Linked DNA regions of Homo sapiens: region 2 is linked to region 1. Evidence: read pairs that join two places in POLR2A ChIA-PET (ENCODE). Cell type or tissue: Caco-2. All regions are shown on one strand.

Evidence for each region. Peaks named below come from ENCODE experiments on the same cell type or tissue, not always from the same donor. Only the 100,000 strongest peaks of a DNase experiment are listed, where the experiment ranks them.
Region 2: POLR2A ChIA-PET joins it to region 1 with 11 read pairs; 3 of 35 experiments call an interaction of 5 or more read pairs at or near these places.

What each region holds. Positions count from the first base shown.
Region 1 is chr1:10,597,018-10,602,017 of GRCh38, reverse strand. It overlaps PEX14 (peroxisomal biogenesis factor 14), which reads right to left. Exons shown (of 9, transcript NM_004565.3): 4 at 2,652-2,780. Among named protein-coding and RNA genes, the nearest start is that of PEX14, 120 kb to the right of the region's middle. In Caco-2, no CTCF peak of the experiment used is centred here; DNase peaks (open chromatin) are centred at 2,277 and 2,617; H3K4me3 peaks cover 1,136 bases.
Region 2 is chr1:10,898,535-10,903,534 of GRCh38, reverse strand. No RefSeq gene overlaps it. Among named protein-coding and RNA genes, the nearest start is that of CIROZ, 81 kb to the left of the region's middle. In Caco-2, no CTCF peak of the experiment used is centred here; DNase peaks (open chromatin) are centred at 2,014, 2,287 and 2,654; H3K4me3 peaks cover 172 bases.

The DNA.
Region 1 (5,000 bases):
GGCCAACTCTGTGATCAACCAGAACAATTTGTTCTGAGTAAGAAGTTTCCAAGTAGCCGAGAGACCTGTTCGGTATTAAGCCACTGGAGGAAACAGCTGGAACAGAACAGATGTGCATCTTAGAAAATTCTGCACCCCAGCTGCCGCTGCCTATCCTCAACAAATCCCATTACACGGCTGGGCCCAGGGACACAACTAAAGAAAAAGTGTGGAGACTCAGCCTTTGGTTAAAAAGAAGCACATAAAGTCAGCTTAGGACCCAAAGCAACTACAATGGATTGGAAAAAATGCTGGCCAGGAAGGAGAAAGGAGCCCCAAGCTGACAAGTCACAGGTGCTAACCCAGTAGCCCAAATACAGGACAAGGCTCACCACTGAAGCTCTGCAACCTGCAGTGGGTCACCCATGCAAGGCACTGACAGATTGACACACTTGAGCACACACTCCCTGGCCTCCCCCATTCAGCCTTCTGTGGACAGCCAAAGGAGGAGATCTCTAAATAAGATCCGTAACACAGACAGCAGATTCCAACCCACTGGCTGGCCCTTCAGCAAGTCCGGAGAAGAGAAGGCCTTTTTGGCTCTACTGCCAAGATCACACCTGCCTAGCTGCAGCTGAGCTGGATGAAAACAGTGCTGAGGTGAGGGAAAGAAGGCAGCTTCAGACCAGGTGCTGGGGGATCAAAACGAATCTGTCATTTTAAAATATGCCTTTTAAAATCTGATATCTAACACTTTTTTTTTTTTTTTTTTTTTTGAGACAGAGTCTTGCTCTTGTCACCCAAGCTGGAGTGCAATGGCATGATCTCAGCTCATTGCAACCTCCACCTCCTCGGTTCAAGCGATTCTCCTGCCTCAGCCTCCTGAGTAGCTGGGATTACAAGCACCCGCCACCATGCCCAGCTAATTTTTGTATTTTTATTAGAGACAGGGTTTTGCCACATTGGCCAGGCTGGTCTCCAACTCCTGACCTCAAGTGATCCGCCCGCCTTGGCCTCCCAAAGTGCTGGGATTACAGGCGTGAGCCACCGCGCCCGGCCTGTCTGTTTTTTTGAGATGGAGTTTTGCTCTTGTTGCCCAGGGTGGTCTCGAACTCCTGACCTCATGATCCACCCGCCTCGGCCTCCCAAAGTGCTGGGATTACAGGCGGGAGCCACTGCGCCCGGCCTTAAAATCTGATATCTAACAGTTTTAAATCATTTTTTGCAAAAATAAAACTTCTGAGAATAACAATTATAGAAAAGGCATTTTGAGAGATCACAGATCCAGTATTGAGTTTCTTTATTTTATTTTATTTTTTTTGAGACAGAGTCTCACTCTGTCACCTAGGCTGGAGTGCAGCGGCGTGATCTCGGCTCACTGCAACTTCCACCTCCTGGGTTTAAGTGATTCTCCTGCCTCAGCCCCCTAAGGAGCTGGGATTACAGGCGTGTGCCACCACGCCCGGCTAATTTTTTGTATTTTTAGTAGAGACACGGTTTCACCACGTTGGCCAGGCTGGTCTCGAACTCCTGACCTCAAGTGATCCGCCTGCCTTGGCCTCTCAAAGTGTTGGGATTACAGATGTGAGCCACTGCACCCTGCCTGTTTGTTTTTTTGAGGCAGAGTTTCGCTCTTGTTGCCCAGTCTGGAGTGCAGTGGCACGATCTCGGCTCACTGCAACCTCCACCTCCCGGGTTCAAGCAATTCTCCTTCCTCAGCCTCCTGAGTAGCAGGGATTACAGGCGCCTGCCACCACATCTGGCTAATTTTTTGTATTTTTAGTAGAGACAGGGTTTCATCATGTTGGCCGGGCTGGTCTCGAACTCCTGACCTCAGGTGATCCACCCGCCTCAGCCTCCCAAAGTGCAGGGATTAGAGGCGTGAGCCAACGTGCCCGGCCCAATGCTGAGTTTCATTAAAGAAACAAAATGGAGCTATTTTCCATAACTTTGTAGTCAATTTTAGCCTTTTTAAACTTTTTATAAGTGATTTCAAGGAGGGCTTCTGGCTGCATTTTGGAGGTATGCATTTATAACTTGTTTGAAGAAACTTTATTCCTATAGTAGCTTTCATTTAAGACAACGAAAGACCCCTCATGGGTCATGATCTCGTATAATTAAAAGAAACATTCAAAAAGGAACTTCATGTTTTAACCTGAAATTCCCTAACAGACCGCTACTACATAAACGTACAAAGTATAGCCAGGACAAGGGAGGGAGGGAAATGGAGGCTGACCTAAACTTACAAATATTAACTTAAAAAAATAGAAGTGGGAGACAGGTTATTGCAGTGAGCAAACAAGAATGCACCCATGAGTCAGATGGTCACGCTGTTTTTAGTGAAACAGTAACATTCAAAAGCACTGGTATGAGGAGATGGGAACAGAATCAATAAATAGTTGTACAGGTTTTCTGCATGTAACCAAAATACCTGAAACAACAATAAAATCATTTATTCTGATCCCTTGTCTCTTCTTAAACCTTTGTCACATACTTTAAAAAGTTTGTCTAGAAGACTGGGGTGTGTCACATTCCTTGGGAAAAACCCAAGAGCTTTCTGCTGCTCCCAGTTTCTCCTGGTTTGCTAAGTCTGGGAGATACAGAACACTGCCCTTTGGCCAGAGTCCTGAATCCCAATCAAGGTTAAGCAGGAGTTTGAGCGGGTGACTTACTGTATGGCTGAGATATGAGGTGAGGGGGCTGGACAGGAACCACCTGTGTGGCTGGGCCCAAGGACGAAGGCTCATCGGCAGCAGTGCCCGACTGCTGGAAGGCCATATCAATCTCTTCATCTGTCAGCCCTGGGGAGAAGAGGACATCATTGCAGGTGAGTACCTTTTGTCAGTGTCCATAGCTGCAACAGAATCTTCACTGAGCAAAGACCTTTACAGCCACAGAATGCCTCGCATCCTAGTAAGTTGCCTCCCCGATTTCAGATTCTCCGGAACCTCTCTCAGTTGCAATTTAACCTTAAGCGACAGAATATTAGCCTCAACACTGCTTCCAAATGTGGCTCATTCAATTTCCTTAATTTATCCTTGAGTTTATTGCTGCTTTTGAAGTCGCTCGGTACTGCAATTCTCCATTCTTCCCCCGAAAACAGATACCATCAACTGCAAATGTGGCTCATTTTAATCTGTAATGGTGTTAAAAAAAAAAGAGGGGAAAAAACTAACAATAATGCACGAAAACAGACAGGGAAACAAAAAACTAATTATTGGGTGAGACGACTAATTAGTCTAGATCGTTTCTGAAGACGGGAATAATTTGCTTTATTTTATGACAAATGCAGAAATAAAAAGAAAAATCAGGACTGACTGTGATTAGTATGAATGGGATATAGAATGTAAAGAAGAAAATAAAACAAGAAAACAGATCAAAACAAGGCCAGGCCCAAACTTTCAGATGATTATTATTCTAGCCTATCACACGCTGCCTGTATCGCCTTTGGCTAGTTTTTCTTTTCCCTTCTTGAAATCCTCCCGACACTCTAAACCACACCATACATGGGACATCAGGAAGTGGCAGGGCGCCATCTGCAGTGGCTATGCCATGTGGAGAGGATTTGCCCACAGAAGAATAAAAGGCAAATGAAAACCCATGAAGGCCGCATTTCCAGTGGGGACACAGCTGGGATATTTCCACCGGGTCTGAGCCAATTTGGGACACTGACTCTTGGGAGGAGGAAGAGAGCCCCATCCAACCCAAAGAACAGAATGAAATGTGGCGCTCAAGTATGAAAGGAGCGGTCACACGGGGCCAGCTCAGGAAGTAGCTGTGTGTACAAAGGCACTCCAGCTGCTGAGAGTGGGAAAAGCAGGTGGGAGGTCACTGTTAGTCTGCAAAAGACCACTCGGCCAGCCCTTGCTGTTCCAGGAATCCCAACATCCAAGCGAGCCGCAACACAGAGCTTTTAAACTACAGCCGAGAGCTTTTCCACATCTGGTCGGCAGCTCTCCATTAGAGGCCCACAGCATGGTATATTTGCCCCTGGGGGTAGATGAAGTACAAGGAGGTTCTGAGGATCAGCATCTTCAAAAGGATGGTGCCTCATACTCCATGCCTAGGGGCTAATAGATGGTGCACATTAATGCTTTAAAGCACAGCTCCGCCCTGCACCATACTGGCATATGAGTTGACTGCAGCCACCCCTCAAACTTTTCATGCCCTACCACAGCTAGTCAAAGGAAAATGCCCGAACTTTTCTAAACAGCCCTGGACTCTTTTTTCCCTTCTCTGTGCTGAGGAGTTGAGGACTATCCCCATTTAAAACTGCAGCTGTTCCCCTCTTTACCCTCTTCACACAGTGGAGCTGGCCAAGGGCAGGCACAGCCTCACCACTGGGAAGTCTGAAGAGCCACCGGGTTGCCCTGATAGCACCATGCTCTCAACAGATTGGTGGGCTGGATGAAAATGCTTCCAGGGTTCACAGCGCATCACGTACCACCTTCCAAAGACAAAAGCTGAAGGTCAGTAGAGTGGAGCTAGAGAGGGGGTGCTTGCTGCAAAGGGACTGCTTTACCCATAATTTCACCTTCCAAGAAGAACAGGGACAGGACCAACAGGCAAGCCAGGCAACAACAGAGAATACCCCCGCCCTGAGTTTGTGCCTCTCAGGTTCCAGCCTGTGTAGTGACTGCCGATCGCTCCGACTAAACAGGAAGGGGAACCCCTTTCGGAGCCCTGGTGGGAAAGACATTGTTTTAACCAGTTCATAATCAGCCATTAGAGAAGAAAGCAGCATCTGCGATGTCAGCACAGGCTGATGGTCACTGGTACACTACGGAATTTTATAAACCTGGTGGTTCGTGTGCCTTGTCAGCCGCTGGCTGCAAATGAAGATAATTTTCCCAAAAGGAGCATTCAGTTGCATTCTCATTTTCCCTTTTGGCTCTTTCAAATATAAACAAGTACAATAATGTTTAACACTGGGGAAATATACAGTAAGTTACAGACTGTGCTGTGGCCCTGAGGGCCGGAGCTGGTTAAAGGGACAGGACGCCCTGCCCGCAGTTCTGCCC
Region 2 (5,000 bases), 300 kb before region 1:
CCAGAGCTTCCTGTGTCCTGCTAAGGCCACTACTCATTCATTCGCTCATTCAGCAAATGCCTACTCCATACCAGACCCTGTTCTAGGCACAGAGATACACCAGTGAACAAAACACTATTTTCGGCTGGGGGCGGTGGCTCATGCCTGTAATCCCAGCACTTTGGGAGGCTGAGGTGGGAGGATCACTTGAGGCCAGGAGTTTGAGACCAGCCTGGCCAACATAGCAAAACCCTGTCTCTATTAAAAATGCAAAAATTAGCCAGGTGTGGTGGCTCACGCTTGTAATCCCAGCTATTTGGGAGGCTGAGGCGGGAAGATTGCTTGAACCTGGGAGGCAGAGGTTGCAGTGAACCGAGATCACGCTACTGCACTCCAGCCTGGGTGACAGAGTGAGATCCCGTCTCAGAAAAACAAACAAACAACAACAAAAAAACAAAAAACAAAACAAAACAAAAAGCCACTACTTTCAACAGAGGACAGAACCTCTGTCTCTTGCTCTGAACCCCCGGCCTCAGTTTCCTCACCTGTGATAAGAGGATTCACATGACCCATTTCATCTCCTGCCTAAATTGTTTCAATCTCGGAGGTGAAGGGGCACGGTGAACATAGTTCTTTTTCCCGGGAATGGGCCTGACAAGACACTCATGGATAGAATTCTTTTCTTCTGTCTGCCACTCTTCAAGGCTGTGGTTCCCAGATGGTGAGGGCAGGAACAGAGATGAAACAGAGTAAAATTTGGGAAAGTGGGAGCCACTGTGAGCCCTTGAGCCACAGTGGAGGCCTATCTGGGCTTCTGTGTTCCCAAAGTCCTGGGGAACGCGAGCTCTTTGAGAAGGGGGAGGGACAGGTGGGAGGGAGCCCAGCTGAGACCTCCAGGTAATTCCCGCACCCCAGATCCCCGTCCCCCCAGCCCGGTTGTGGGCCTGATTAGAGTTGGGATGGGAAGGAATGCATTTCCTTTGCCTTCATGGAAGCTACTGGCTGCCAGAAGGCACAGCCCAGAGCCTGAGACCTGTGGGACCCCCGTCTTCTGGACAGAAAGAGTTGCCAGGAAGAGAGAGTGCAGAGCTTGGGCAAGGTGTGGGCAGACGGCAGTCCTGGGTCCCGGGGTAGCCGCCCAGCCCCACAGACAGGATGTAGTAGGGAGAGCCAGAGCCTGCAAGGAGTCTCTTCACCTCCCACCCCTGCAATCCACTTCCCCTAAGATTGTCTCCCAGACTTCCCCCTCAGGAACCTCTCTGAGCTTTTAGATCCCTGGACCCCTCTCCAGTTCCCCTCCAGCCCACGCACTTGCGCCTACCTTCCCTTTTCCTGCAGGCCTCAATTTGCTCATCTGTCCAGTGGAGCTGCTCTAGCAGCATTCCTCCCACAGGGCTGTTGGGAGAACCTGAGGGATGGGAAGACAGGCCTGGGGAGCTGGAATTGGGGGAGAGCTCCTATTTGGGATCCTCAAGAGCCCCCGAAGGAGTCAGGTTCTGAGGCTGCTGACAGACCACTGGGGACACCCGCCATGCCCCGGTCCTCAGGCACGGAAGGGAGGGCCGGTGCCTCCTGAAGCCCTGTCACTCTGGATCCAGGGCCTGTTTTTTTCTGGAAAACAAGCGACATTCATCACGAGTGACAGCCAGGCCCTAATGCAATCTCGGCTGGAGCCATGAATTGCAAATGCGCCACAGGGAGGAGGCTGCTCCATCAGGGCCCCCAGGGAAGCCACATGCCTGGGCCCCAGGGGTGCTGGTCAGCGGTGGGGACACCTCACAGACCCGGCAGGGTCCAGGGCTCCCACAAGTCAACCTGGGCCAGACCCCACCACCTCGGGGTCCTTGGGTTCTCGGAGTGGGGTGGGGACCAGGCTCCAGCGTGGGCAGAAGCGGGAGGCGGTTCCTGGTGACTCAGAACTTGCTTTTGTCCCTCTGTGAGATTCACAGGGAAAAAACAAAGCACCGGGCAATTAACCGGAGCAAGTCGGGTGAGTGGGGAGGGACAGGCAGGCCCAGAGGCCCCCACTCTGACACCTCACCCACCTGGCAATTGGGAGGGCCCCACCCCGGGGTCAGGAGCACTCACGTGACCAGGGTGCCAGGGCCCCTGGGGGGCGGGGCCTGAGCTCTGCCCCTCACCCCAAATGGGCCCTGCCCCCTCACCCTCATCTGGCCTCCTTCCAGCTACCCACACACGTATGCCCTCTCCCTGCCGCCTCATCCTCCCATGCCTAGGGGCTCCGCTCCTTTCCAGGACCAGTGCCACTTCCACACTTGTGTGCCCGGAACTTCCGGCTCTGCACACACGTCTGTGCCGCTGCCCCCCACTCCCCAGCGTGTGCCCGGGCCTCACGTGTGTGCCCAACTTGCTGCCAGCCCAGCACTGAGTCAGGGCGTGCCTGCCCGCCTCTGGCACCCGGAGTAGACGAGTAGACGGGTGGGTTTGTTTTTCCCTGTGTGTTTTGGGTTCAGGAAAAAAAAATCCACAAACGAGCTCTCCCTAAGGCGCTTTTCCCTTCATTTTTCTGCCCAGGTGTCTCTAAAGGGAACTTCATTGTCTGTTTCAAATTCATTTGCACTTAACTCATCTAGAAGTTTTGCAAGAGCTGTTTGAAGTCCAAGGAGCCCTGAGCACCCTCTCCACCTCTCCCCACCCTTGTAATGAGCCCTTTAACCCTTAGAGACCCAGAGCTGCCTCTGGGCCTGAGTCAAAGGCTCTGCTGTCCCCTCCCCTCCTGCGCGTGGGAGCGAGCTTAGGACTGGGTAGGAGGCGGGAGTGGCATGGGGTGGGTGAGGCTCTGTCCAGCTTGCCCCCTCCTCTGGAACACACACCTACCTGGGCATCTCTCAGTGCCCCCCTCCACAGTGGCCTCAGGCTCCACTGGGTGCAGGGCCCAGCTGTTGGGGCTTTGAGCCTCCCCTACTAATTAATGGGTGCCTGCAAGGGCTGACCCAATCAGCCCCCAAATTAATCTCAATTATAGCGATTTGGTAACTGCAGCGCTAGCCAGCCTGATTGAGCCGGGATTTCATCACCTGAGAATGGTGAGCCGGAACCCAGACAGCTCAGCCTCGATGTTATTGGCAGGGGGCGGAATTGTGGGCGGGGGGAGCTGGGTGGGGCTCTGGGGCCCCGGGCAGCCCAGCCTTTATCACCACCATCAAATTATTTCATGCCAGCTAATACTCACATTGGCAGCCCGGCCTGCCATCCCCGCCACACACACCCCCGTCCCAGGTACTGGGGAAGGTGGAGGAGGCTCTGGGTGGATCTCGGGCTGCCTCTCCAGGTCCCCTGAGCTCACAGCCTGGAGGGGAGGCTGCTGAGCCCAGTGGAGCCCAGAGAGGTTAGGCTCTGGAACTCCAAAGTTGGGCAAAGGTCCACGCTCTAGACCCCGAGATCCAGCTGGGCTGCCTCCCCCAGGACTGCGAGGCCGGGAGGCAGACGTGGGCAGATGACTCTGGTGCGCTGGCAGTTCCCTGCGGTTTCCAAAGCCCTTTCCCATCCAGTAGCACTGGTTTGCTCCCTGCAACATCCCCACGGGGCAGGGCAGGGCTATTAACTCCATTTTACAGAGGGGGAGGTGGAGGCCCAGGGAAGAGGCAGGGCTTGCTCAACGTGTCAGTACAGGAGCCAGGGCTCTACCAGGCCGCAGGACTCCCAGTGCAGTGCTCTTCCCACGAGAACACATCAACTGGGAGATGTTCTCCTGCCCCCAACTTCAGCACCCCCACATCCCCATCACACACCCAGCGCCTCCTCTTCCTCCTCCTCCTCCCTGCGCTCTAACTGCCCCAACGTGTTGCCATTTGCTCATTCATTCAGGCAGCCCGACTTCTCCAAGACTCAGTTTCCTCATCTGCAAAATGGGGTGAAAATCATTACATCTGCTCCCCCACTGACCCCCCACAGGACCCTTCCTTCCTTCCTTCCTTTCTTCCTTCCTCCCTCCCTTCCTCCCTTTCTCTCTCTCTCTCTTTGAGACAGTCTTGCTCTTGTCACCCAGACCGGAGTGCAGTGATGCGATCTCAGTTCACTGCAACCTCTGCCTCCCGGATTCAGGGGATTCTCCTACCTCAGCCTCCTGAGTAGCTGTGATTACAGGCGTGTGCCATCGCGCATGGCTAATTTTTGTATTTTTAGTAGAGACAGGGTTTCACCATGTTGGCAAGTCTCATCTCAAAGTCCTGACCTCAAGTGATCCGCCCCCTCAGCCTCCCAAAGTGCTGGGATTACAGGTATGAGCCACCGCGCCCGGCCCCCTACAGGGTATTTTCTATGTCCTAAAGCCTTCTTTGAGTGTGAGGCTTCAATTATTGTTTTTACGAAGAGTCATGGTGGCAGCAGAGGGTACCAGAGACCTGGCAGCTCCTGGTCTGTTCCCCAGCCATGGGGCATGTTCATGTGGACAGAAGGAGAGCGGGAGGGCCGCCTCCCTGGGGTCAGGCAATGGCTCTCTATGGTGGAATCCAGGCAGCCGAGGCCAATTGAGGGAGGAAGTCTTTGGGACCCTTGCTCATCACCCTGGCCCACCCCCACCGCCAGTCAAGACCCCTGCATCATAACATTCCAGCTCCTGGAGGACTGTGAAGTCTTTGGTCACCTCCCCCTGAACCCACGAATGAATGAATCAGGTCATACATCCTGTGGAAGAGATGGAAGAGACACTTAACACAGCTCAAGCTACTTCCACACGCCCTCCTGCTACTTCCTTCCACCCTGGCCTCTGGGGGGCTCCTCTGTCTCCAAGGCCCTGTCTGCTGCACCCTTGGCAGTAGCCCCGGGGTAACTCCCACCACCCCGCCCTCTCAGCCCTGGGCCTGGTTGGCCAGCTGGGAAGGGGTCCAGAGGTCAGGATGGGATTCTCTCGGTAGTGCTTTGCCAGGCCCCCAGCATCACCAGTGAGCCGGGGCAGCACTCAAGAGCTGTCACCCTGCAAGGGAGCCAGGGCCCTGCGAGGCCTCCTGCCGGCCCCCACTTCCCGCAAACAGTGGCAGGATGATTGATTTTGCGGGAAG